Linked DNA regions of Mus musculus: region 1 is linked to region 2. The links are chromatin contacts, found by Hi-C or POLR2A ChIA-PET in ENCODE. All regions are on one chromosome and are shown on one strand. Each heading gives the region's core, a stretch centred on a gene start or an enhancer-like site at or near the end of the contact. The rest is flanking DNA. Distances are from core to core; before and after follow the strand shown. Region 1 holds the start of Orc6 (origin recognition complex, subunit 6). Region 2 holds the start of Junb (jun B proto-oncogene).

The links. A loop is a pair of places that touch in the nucleus more often than their neighbours do. ChIA-PET counts read pairs that join two places held with the same protein, here RNA polymerase II (POLR2A).
Region 1: a loop to region 2 is called in a map of v-Abl transformed pro-B cells, with 3 times the contacts of the local background. The contact joins the promoter of Orc6 here to the promoter of Junb in region 2. A Hi-C loop is called at or near these places in 1 of 37 maps with a recorded cell type or tissue (v-Abl transformed pro-B cells). POLR2A ChIA-PET finds 5 or more read pairs at or near these places in 2 of 5 experiments (both embryonic stem cell).

Annotation. Positions count from the first base shown.
Region 1 is chr8:85,294,907-85,300,934 of GRCm38, reverse strand. Orc6 (origin recognition complex, subunit 6) reads right to left here and starts at 1,303. Exons shown (of 7, transcript NM_019716.2): 1 at 943-1,303. The coding sequence starts at 1,007. Vps35 (VPS35 retromer complex component) reads left to right here and starts at 1,418. Exons shown (of 17, transcript NM_022997.5): 1 at 1,418-1,480; 2 at 5,978-6,028. The coding sequence starts at 1,478.
Region 2 is chr8:84,976,682-84,982,137 of GRCm38, reverse strand. Junb (jun B proto-oncogene) reads left to right here and starts at 3,390. Exons shown (of 1, transcript NM_008416.3): 1 at 3,390-5,229. The coding sequence starts at 3,709. The coding sequence ends at 4,743.

The DNA of each region.
Region 1 (6,028 bases), core at 54-2,553, 320 kb before region 2:
ATGACTCCAGACTTAGCTGTGTCCAAGCGTGTTCCTTGGACATTACCTTTCCTTCTTACATTATTTCAACAAGTATAAAGAATTGGTTCAGGCAGATTAGAGTAAATTAAATCCCTTTCTCTTCCTTAATGACTGATTGGGTCTCAGTTTCGGCGGCTTGTGAAAATAGTTCTGGGTCCCATTGTATTTCCGGTCAGTAGCCCTGGGAATAGACCTACGAACTTTCTACACACTTGCCTGCTGTAGCTTTATTTCCTAAGACAGATCCTACAATGACCCTCCTAATCTCAAGGGCTTCGGAAAATGGAAGCTATTTGGGCCACTCTTACCATATTTTCCCATGCGTGCCACTATTTAATAAATCAGCCCCAACGCCACTGGGCCCTTTCTGGAATTTTTTTTTTTCGATTTTTCGATACAGGGTTTCTCTGTATAGCTCTGGCTGTCCTGGAACTCACTTTGTAGACCAGGCTCGCCTCGAACTTAGAAATCCGCCTGCCTCTGCCTCCCAAGTGCTGGGATTAAAGGCGTGCGCCACCACGCCCGGCCTTTTCTGGAATTCTTACGCCCTGCTCATCACTTCAGCTCTTCACTCTGTACCATAATCTACCTTTCTCTTGCCATCTATAGTGATTTGCACAGGGTCTGCCCTGCAAGGCTGGCTTATCAAGATTATCGAGTCTGAAGGAATGACAAGAGGTCCTCCCCGGCTTTTCCGACCACAGTGTATCCAACAGAGCTAGAGTGCTTCAAGGACGACTATATACGTCCTCTCAAACCATCTTCTACAAGCCAACAACAGTTTTTCTTGATGTTGGGCCCGAGTCTCGCCCAGACCAGTGTGCGGTCATTCCCTCATCGCCAGTCCCTCATCCGACGCTGCCTTGGGAGGACCCAGGGCCGCAGTCTGGGACGTCTACCCGCACACACGGCCACACTCACCTCAGTACACTCGGCTCCGCAAGGCCGAGACGCGGGGCGAGGCGGCGTACCAGCTCCGACTCCATCGCTGGAAGAAATGCGCGCCAAGAGCAATGCGCGCGCAGATTGTCAGAGGGTTAAGACCCACCCCCGGCGCGTCCAGATTGGTTGCGACCAGAGGTTGAGACCGTTCCACACACCAATCCTGGTCATCCTTCTACGCATGTGCACACGATGAGGCGCGGGCCCAGGCGAAGTGGACGCGCAGAAGGTTCTCTCGCTGCCCTTCCTCGGCCGCGGATCTCCTTAACTAAGGCTTCCCTTCCTGCTGTCCCTAGTTCGCCGCAGCGTTGTACTATTCTCGCCCCGCCCCGTCCACTATACACCGCCGGCTGCCCATTCTCCCCAAACTACGCGAGATTTTAAGTGGGCCAATCGAAAAGCCGCTTCTATCCAAGGGCGGGGCTAGAGAGGGCGGGGCTCGCAAGGCTCGGTCACCTGACGGCGGGCGGCTCCGGCGGGGTAGGCGCTGCTGCTTGTGGTCCCCGGAGTCGCCATGGTGAGTGAGGGGAAGCGGTGGGCCTGGGTTGCCGAGTCGCAGTCCACGTTTTCCTTCGGCGGACAGGAGCCTTGCTGGCGGAGTAGGAGGCCCTGCATTTCGATCGAGGCCGGTCCGGTCCAGGCTGGGCCTGCGGGCTTGGCACGGGCTGAGGAAGGCCGCGTTAGGCTGCGGTGGGCTGCGGTGGGCGGTGGCGCAGAATTTGGTCGTTACCCCGAGACCAGGAGCCTCCCTTAGGGGTGTCGCGGGCTGCAGGTTCTGGGTGTCGGTGGAGGCCTGCGTCAGACTCTTGTACGGAACGGCCACCTTCCCTCTGAGAGTCGGACTCCCGGGTCTGTGCGGAGTTGGGACAGTGAGGAGCCCCCGAGCTTCTGAGCTGGCGCCGTAGCTGGGTCGCGCCCAGATGGTGCATTTCCAGCTTTGTACTCAGCTGTCCTCGGGGGTCCCATTGCCTTTTCTCTGCTGGAAATATCCTTGGGGGGGGGGCGCAGTGGTCTCCCGGCCTTCCGTGGCCGCAGAGCCCCCTTCATCTTGCAGCGCCTGTCAGCGAATTCTAGGGACCTGCTCACGTGAGTTTCCCGAAGGACTCCTGCTTTCTTTTCATTGAGCCCAACCATCAGATAGGAGACAGGTCTCCGTTTCGCATTTGCTCTCTGAGGATTCTAACTCACTTGCTGGAAGCAGTCATTCAAAGGTTTCTCCGCGACGATAGCATGTCGTGATGCTTTGTGGCACTAGCCTTATAAACAGGAACTTCCGCAAAATTCGGATCCTGTTTTCCACAGGGCAAGTTGTCACTTGCGTTATACGAGCATTTGCTGTAGTATGAACAGGTAGTGGTTTTGGATGTGCTATGCTTATGTCCTTTTTTTTTAATTTCAATATTCATTCTTTGTATTGATAATTCTATGTGCCACTGCACATACTTCACTTTAAGTGTGTTAATAGGAAAAACCAGCATTAAATCTTTTTGTTGATTTTTTTTTTCCTTTTTTTTGGAATGGACCTTTATGATGATCTTGCTAGACTCCGATCAGCTTGGTATTTATGTCATCTTTGGTTCTGGCTGGCTGAGTTCTGAGCGTTTGTTCCCGTAATTTGATAAATATTTGATGTATATTTAATATAATATATTGCCTTACAAGATGTTTTCCCCCCTCGGAACTTTGTACAATTGAGATTTGGCACATGACTGGTGTGAAGTTTAACTTTTTTGTTTTTCAACACTTACTGGTTGACATAGTGTTTTATAATACAAAGCATTTGAGGATACACTATAAATTATATTTATGTGCCTGGGGAACCAGATTGGACCAGTTTTCCCTGTGAATTTTATTGGAAAATGGAACCTGGGTATCAGTTCTGTCATAGGCAATTTTATGATTTGAGTAGGTAGTTAGCCTTTAAGTCTCACTTTTGCATCTGGAAGCAAGTGTTGATATCACTGGTACTGTACTCCTAAAAATCCTGAGTCCAGCACTAACCAAACATCTGGTGTACTTTCAATTTTATAGAATGTGCTAGGCACCAGATAGAAATAAATGGCAGAGATGTGCTTTTGAAACATTCTGCTATAGTTCTTTGGGCTCCTGGTGGGAAAGAGGTTGTGTTAGGAGCTTTGGAGGTAATGCAAACAGATTTTGAGGAGAATGGGCAGAAATTCTGCACAAAGAAAGAATTTTGCCATTTAATGTTCATGGTGTGCTCCGTCATCGGATTTCTGGGGTATTGCTAAGTTAGTGTGTGTATGGGATCCAGACGGTTAACTTTGTCTTTTCTGCAGTCTTGGGGATTGAACCCAAGGCCTTCAGCCTGCTAGACACAAACTCCCCAACCTAAATTATTTTAAATTTCCTGTTTTCTTGTTACCCTCAGTTCTCCTTGAAGTATTGATTTGTGCTTTCTCATCAGGTTTAAATACTATATTCATCAACATGATGATTCTGTTTATTTTACAATTTATGTTGTATTGTCATATTGCACATGCAACTTATAAGTGGGAAAACTAACCAACAAACAGGTCCCTATAACCAGTAGAGGTAAATACTCTCAAACTGGATATAATAATAGCTGACATTTATGAAGCGCTCGTTACTGAGTGCTGTGCATATTCATAACTTTGTGTGCTTTTTTATTTTTCTAGTCTGTACCAAAAATTTGTGATTGCTTATAGCCCATTTATAGGTTATTTCCACATAGTAGCCAGCGCTGGAAACAATCCATATGTCTATATTGAGTGAATCAATAAATGTATACACACACACACACACACACACACATACACACACAAGTATATACAGATACTGGGATATTACACAGTCTTTAAAAAGAGAGAAATTCTGATAAACGCTTTCATACAGATGAATCTTGGACATAATCCTAGATAAGCCAGATACAAAAGGGAAAATGCTGTGTAGTTCTATGTATATAAGGTACTTAGAGTAATAAAAGTTAGAGAAAAGGGTAGAACTGCTTAGCTGACGGACATTGGGAGTGTATGCTAATATTTCTCCTATATAAATTAACGTTTCTTAAGATACTTGTTTTTTAATTAATTTATAATTAAAATAAGCATTTTTCATTAAAAGATTTTAATTACATGTGTGTGTTCATTTGTATGAGCATGTGACTGCAGGTGCTTGTAGAGGCCAATGGTGTTGGCTTCCCTGGAGCTGAAGTTATGTTGGTTTCCAACCACCCAGTGTGTGGATAGTAAGAATTGAGCTCACTAAGAATTGAGTTCAGGTTATCCCTTCAGTCCTTTATGATTTTTGAAAAGAAATAGTTGTAGGAAACTCATCTTACTATTTTATGCAAAAACAGCACACGGCATTGCTCTCTACTCAGTTTTTCTCTTTATCTGAAGTGAAGCCAAGACAAAGCTTTTAATTTTTATGAACCATTGTATTTCAGAAGTGGATTTTTGTTGTTGTTATTTAATCTTATACTTGTCTTAGATATGAAACATGACCTTTTTTCATGTTTATGTGTAAATCCTTCTACTTTTTCTAACATTATGCAGAGAGGTACTTTTCCTCTAATTAGTCTTAAATTTTTTTAATGAATTTATGTAAAATGAACAGGTAAATGGGTTTTAATACATTACCTTTTGTTCTAAAATATTTTCATTACCTCAAAAGAAAATTCTGTAGTCATTAATCAGTGGTTTGCCCACCATTCCTCTTCTAAATTAGTAAATCTGTGGATGATTTATCTGTTTAAGATATTTCATATAAGTGGAGTCTTCCAGCGTGCATTGTCAGACTTCTTTCATTTGGTGTAGTGTTTTCTAGGTTTACTTCTATAATATGTGTGTTTCAGTACTAGAGACCTTTTTATGGCGTAACAATAGTCTGTTGTGTGTATACTGCTTATCCATTAATTTGCTGGTTAGTTTTTTTTAATCAAATATATGATCAGAAAGGCCTAGAATCAGCCTATCTGTGCAGTGAACGTTTATGAAGCACACATTGTGTATGCTGGATCTCAAACACATGATTATTTATAATTACATTGTTAGGCAGGCTGTGGAAGTAATGTTAACATGGTGATATTAAACATGAAGTATGGGTTAATTCTACTTAACAAGGAGAATGAGTTCATTTTATAAGCAGAGTTTTGCTGATGACATGGAAGAATAGATTTACTTTGTTTTTAGCTGCTTATCTGTATATTTGAAATAGTAGGTATTTGAAGAAACTATCTTTACCTTTTTCTAAGTCATTAACAATTCTAGCTATTTTATTTCCAAGTTGTTTAGTTTTTGTTATGATGGAGGGGGCTGTGGGTTTGGGGTTTTTTTTTTTTTCTTTTTTTTTTTTGGTTTTTCGAGACAGGGTTTCTCTGTATAGCCCCGGCTCTCCTGGAACTCACTTTGTAGACCAGGCTGCCCTCGAACTCAGAAATCCACCTGCCTCTGCCTCCTGAGTGCTGGGATTAAAGGTGTGAGCCACCACGCCCGGCTGGGGGCTGTGTTTTTATAAACTCATTTTTTGGTGTAAAGTAGACTAAAATGTAGGTGAATGTAGTTGAGAGGGAGAGAGAAGTTATTAAAAATTTAAATTTATACTAGAATTATCATAAGAAAAGGTTTGGCTTTATAGCTATGTTCCAATTGGATGTACTGCATATTAGCAGAACATAACTATAAACTCCTACCACAGGTTTCTTTGATGCCAGATATTTTGGTCATTTTTAGACAGGGTCTCACTAGGAAATTCTTGCTGTTCTGGTACTCATTATGTAGACCAGGCTGGCCTTGAACTCAAAGAAATGTGCCTGCTTCCATCTCCCAGTGCTGGGATTAAAGGCATACATCACCATGCTGGGCTGAGGCCAGAATAGACAAATTTGTTTGGGATATGAAGCTAGAAAGGGCCTTTGGTGAAAGTTTTGGAAAAGGATTATGACTAAAACTATGGAAATTAAAAATTCTTTTTGACAGGAGAAAGTGCTTATGAGCCACTAATGAAAGTATTTTTAAAATCTTCATTTTAGCCTACAACACAGCAGTCACCCCAGGATGAGCAGGAAAAACTTTTGGATGAA
Region 2 (5,456 bases), core at 2,141-4,640:
CTATCTTTACACCGTCCACACTGGGCAGGCCTGGCGCCAGCAGGGCGACTTGAGGAGGTGGTGCCCAGGCCACAAGAGTGAGAATGGTAGGGGCCTGGAACCGGCTGTACCAGCTTGGCCAGCCCTGCCCTCCCTGGCTGGCCTCCTCCCCACCCCCTGCAAACACCCATGCAGAAATCGTGAAGGAAGACCCCAGTCTGGCATAATTGCCAGTATCACCTTTCTGTGCCCAACTCTACTTCTCCTTCTGACAGGGGGGGAGGGGTGGTGGAGGGGAGAAGACCTTTTGCAAAAGCCTACTCACTAGAGCGTTGTATGTGGCTGGCACTACACAAATGCCCATCAACACTACAACACAGCAGTGTTCTGAGATAGCCAGCAGACTATGGACCAGTTCTAGTACTTTGAGCTCTGAGACATTATTAAAGGCCATTTCCTGTGCCTCAACTTCTCATTTGTTAAATGAAAATTCACACATCACGCAACTGCCTAGATCATTGGAAGTGGCCAATGACGGACTTTATGTAAGCCACTTTAGAACAGTGTCTGGTCCATGGTAAGAACCATGTAAGTGTTAGCTATTAAAATAATAATTACTATTTCTCAGACAGTCTGTCTGCCTGTCTTAAGTGTCTCCCAGTCTCCGTGTCTGCAGGAGACTAACCTGGCCCCATCTGTCTCTCTGGGTGTCTCCTCTTGTCCTGCCTTTCTGTCCCCAGCCTCCCACTCTTCTCTTCGACCCTCTTTGGGCAGACCTGGCCTTTCTCCAGGACTTGGCTTTGGCCTAGCCGGCCTCAGCTGTGGCATGGGTGAGTCAGTGTGGTCTCCTGGCCAGTGGGACAGGCAGGTTGGCTTCCCAACACGTTGCCCTCCGTCCTGCCCTGGCCCCAATGCTGCGGCCAGTACCCCCTCAGGCAAGGCCACATGTCAGCTGCAGTTATTAGCATGGGCAGGAGACACAGGCCTGGCAGCCTGCCCGCAGACTCAGCGGCTTCTGGAATCTCCCTTGAGACTGTAGTGGGGGAGGGGAGCTTTTCAAACAAGGGCAAGATGGGAAGGAGGACTTAAGGGTCACAAGGATCCTTCAAAGACTGGGATGTCCCCAGCTTCTTCTTCTCCAATGCCCCTACTCTACTGGACTTCCCCTGTATCCTTCAGAGCTGTTTTTGCCTCTTGTTTTCCTTCTGTGGAACACTAGGTAAGCTCTGATCCTGCTACTTAGTCCTAGTCCTTAAGCTTCTCTCTGAAGAGCCCTCCTTTATCTTACCAGAGACCTGAGAAAGAGGAAGAGATGGGACTCTCACCCTCTCTCAGGTTGCTCCCACACTACTTGAAGTCCCACCTACCTAACTGCAAGGCCGGCTATGTAAACCTCTACCTTCCCATTCCTGGAGAAGGGGCTTTGTGTTCTCGCATTTTTCTCGATTTGCGATTTTTGCCCTTTTACTTGGGTGGGAAGAAGGGGGCTACTTCCTTTAGGTATTCTATGTATTGGAAGGTAGCTCACCCCCGACTGAAGTGGACGTAGATGAGAAGAGTATTCAGACTTCAAAGATAAGTGGTAGGGAATGGGGACCCTAGACCTTCTGGTAGAAGGGAAGGGCACATACCCAGGGGAGGAGGCAGCTCTGTACCAGCCTGCCCAGGCGCCAGGGATGCCCGAAAGCATTACCCCGCCCCCTCCGCGCCCCGACGGGCCAGGGGCAAAGTCCGACCCAGGCCCTCGGGCAGGCGGGGACCTGCCAGGCTGGGTCCAACCTGGCCGGGCGGGACAGGACTCAGCCCCAGAGCTGTTCCGAGAGGCTGGGTCAGGCCGCCGGGGGGCGGGGGAGCCCGGGGGTGGCGGTGGAGGCTGGTCCGGACTAGCCGTCCGGGGGCCCGGGCGCGCCCTGGGACCTGGCAGCTACCTCGAGTTCCTGGCTCTTAGTTTGCCGCCCCAAGACTGCACTGGTCCCACCTCTTCCTGTGCCCTAATATGGGTGCTGGGGAGAGAAATTCAGGGGGGGGTGCCCCGCCCCCAATCTAATTCACGGACTCCAGCCTGTTGCCTTGGTGACGAGGCCCCGCTCCCAGGCTGCATCCCCCTCCAGCCGGCCAATGGAACAGTCCTCGGCTGCCAGGCTTATTAGTCGCCGATGGTTGCAGGCTGAACCATTTCTAGATGGGGGAGATCAGACTATGACTAGAAGCGTCTGTAGCTGGGTTGTGACTTCCCCAAGGGTCGCTTGCCGAGGTTCCTCTTCCCAGGCGCAGAATTTGGCAGGCCCAGGGTAGGGTGCACCATCCCCTAGGCTCACAATGACGAGACAGGGCCGGGCTCTTTCCCCCTCGGGGCTGTTGCCACACTTCCTGCCTCGGCTCTCTTTCCCTAGCCTGTTTCTAAGGAAGGGAGTGGGGTTGGGCGACCGCACCCCAGCTATCCCGCCCCATCGGCCCTCCAAAAGCTGACAGGATATCGGGCGAGCCCCGGGTGACTAAGGGAGGGCTTTGGGCTGAGGTACTGGGCATGTCAGTGCCCTAGGGACCACCTACGAGGTACAGCCTCATTCGTACAAGTCCTGGTCTCTGGGATCCTCCGAGTCATCTTCTCAGGAAGATCTCAGATACCCTCCTGTCATTGCCTTCATAGCTCGGAAGGAAGCTATGTCGTGACCATTTTAATTCTCTGCCAGAGTTCTGCAAATATCCACAATGACCCCAACCTTTGCTAGATATGTTCCCATCTTTCTACTCCGATTACCTCAGCGTCCCCAGGACCTTTGTTCTGAATATCTAAATTGACCTCCCCAAAATTCCTTCCCTTTTCCACTTATGGGGAAACCCTCAGACTCATCTATGGACTCTAGAGCCCCTACTCATTTCTTGTACAATAGGTACCTGAGCCCTGTTGTGTCTTGGCCCTTTCCTCCCAACTGACAATTCCAGTTCTTTAAGCACTTTGTACCCGGGACCTCTGGTTAATTCCTAGGCCAAATGTTAACAATTGCCCCTGTTTTGTATCTTCTCTGTTTTCTGGGGTCTTCTACTGTATTGTCAGTTCACAAGCCACAGCTACCCTGGGTCCCACGAGACTTTTCCGGGGATATCCTAAGGTATCCAATCTCCACTTGCAGTGTATCTCATAAGCACCTGGCTGTACTCCCGCAGTTCTAGCCCCTATGTGCCTCGGCCCCTCAACATCCCTTTGCTTGTGTGTCTCTGTCTCCACAGCCCCTCCCCCTGCAGCCGCGCAGAGCCACCCGGCTCGTGGCCGCTGTTTACAAGGACACGCGCTTCCTGACAGTGACGCGAGCCGCCTCCTCCCCTTCCCCACGCTCTAGGAGGGGGCCGCGGGGGCCTGGCTCCCGCGTCGGCCAATCGGAGTGCACTTCCGCAGCTGACAAATTCAGTATAAAAGCTTGGGGCTGGGGCCGAGCACTGGGGACTTTGAGGGTGGCCAGGCCAGCGTAGGATCCTGCTGGGAGCGGGGAACTGAGGGAAGCGACGCCGAGAAAGCAGGCGCACCACGGAGGGAGAGAAAATCTCCGGAAGCCCAGCAGCGCCTTTACGCACAGCTGCCAACTGGCCGCTGCTGACCGTCTCCAGCTCCCGAGGACGCGCGACCGGACACCGGGTCCTGCCACAGCCGAGGACAGCTCGCCGCTCGCCGCAGCGAGGCCCGGGGCGGCCCTTCAGGGGGACCTTTCCCAGATCGCCCAGGCCGCCCGGATGTGCACGAAAATGGAACAGCCTTTCTATCACGACGACTCTTACGCAGCGGCGGGATACGGTCGGAGCCCTGGCAGCCTGTCTCTACACGACTACAAACTCCTGAAACCCACCTTGGCGCTCAACCTGGCGGATCCCTATCGGGGTCTCAAGGGTCCTGGGGCGCGGGGTCCAGGCCCGGAGGGCAGTGGGGCAGGCAGCTACTTTTCGGGTCAGGGATCAGACACAGGCGCATCTCTGAAGCTAGCCTCCACGGAACTGGAGCGCTTGATCGTCCCCAACAGCAACGGCGTGATCACGACGACGCCCACGCCTCCGGGACAGTACTTTTACCCCCGTGGGGGTGGCAGCGGTGGAGGTACAGGGGGCGGCGTCACCGAGGAGCAGGAGGGCTTTGCGGACGGTTTTGTCAAAGCCCTGGACGACCTGCACAAGATGAACCACGTGACGCCCCCCAACGTGTCCCTGGGCGCCAGCGGGGGTCCCCAGGCCGGCCCAGGGGGCGTCTATGCTGGTCCGGAGCCGCCTCCCGTCTACACCAACCTCAGCAGTTACTCCCCAGCCTCTGCACCCTCTGGAGGCTCCGGGACCGCCGTCGGGACTGGGAGCTCATACCCGACGGCCACCATCAGCTACCTCCCACATGCACCACCCTTTGCGGGCGGCCACCCGGCACAGCTGGGCTTGAGTCGCGGCGCTTCCGCCTTTAAAGAGGAACCGCAGACCGTACCGGAGGCACGCAGCCGCGACGCCACGCCGCCTGTGTCCCCCATCAACATGGAAGACCAGGAGCGCATCAAAGTGGAGCGAAAGCGGCTGCGGAACAGGCTGGCGGCCACCAAGTGCCGGAAGCGGAAGCTGGAGCGCATCGCGCGCCTGGAGGACAAGGTGAAGACACTCAAGGCTGAGAACGCGGGGCTGTCGAGTGCTGCCGGTCTCCTACGGGAGCAAGTGGCGCAGCTCAAGCAGAAGGTCATGACCCATGTCAGCAACGGCTGCCAGTTGCTGCTAGGGGTCAAGGGACACGCCTTCTGAGAGCCTCCCTTGCCCCATACGGACACCCCCAGCCTTGAAGGCTGGGCGCCTGCCCCCCACTGGGGTGAGGGGGGCAGGCGATGGGCACCCGCCAAAAGGCCTGGGGCGCAGCTCACACACTGGACTCCGGCCCGCCCGCCTGCGCCCAGTCCTTCCACCTCGAGGTTTACATGGCCCCCTTCCAGCGTATTTTGTATGTTTTTTTTTTCTGCAAAGAGACTGAATTCATATTGAATATAATATATTTGTGTATTTAACAGGGAGGGGAGAAGGGGGCTGTCGCGGCGGAGCTGGCCCCGCCGCTTGGTACTCAGCCTGCGGGGATACTAGGGAGGGACCTCCGCCCCCTGCCCTCCCCCTCTGCATAGTACTGTGGAGAAGAAACACGCACTTCGTGTCTAAAGTCTATTTTAAGATGTGTTTGTGTGTGTGTGTTTGACTTTTTATTGAATCTATTTAAGTAAAAAAAAAATTGTCTTTATTAATTTCTGTGGTCTCTTTTTTCTTCCAAGCTGGGCGGATGGAGGGAGAAGATTGGGCTACCCCAAGCACGGTGCTGTTTGTAGCTCGCTCCTTTCAGGTATCATAAGGTTCAGTACAAACGCCCAGACCTCCTATCCCCTGAGTCCTGGCACCAGACGCTGCGCAGGCGGGCAGTGGCGGGGAACAAGCTACCCAGGACAAAACGCGGAATGTGCAAGCATGACCCCGCC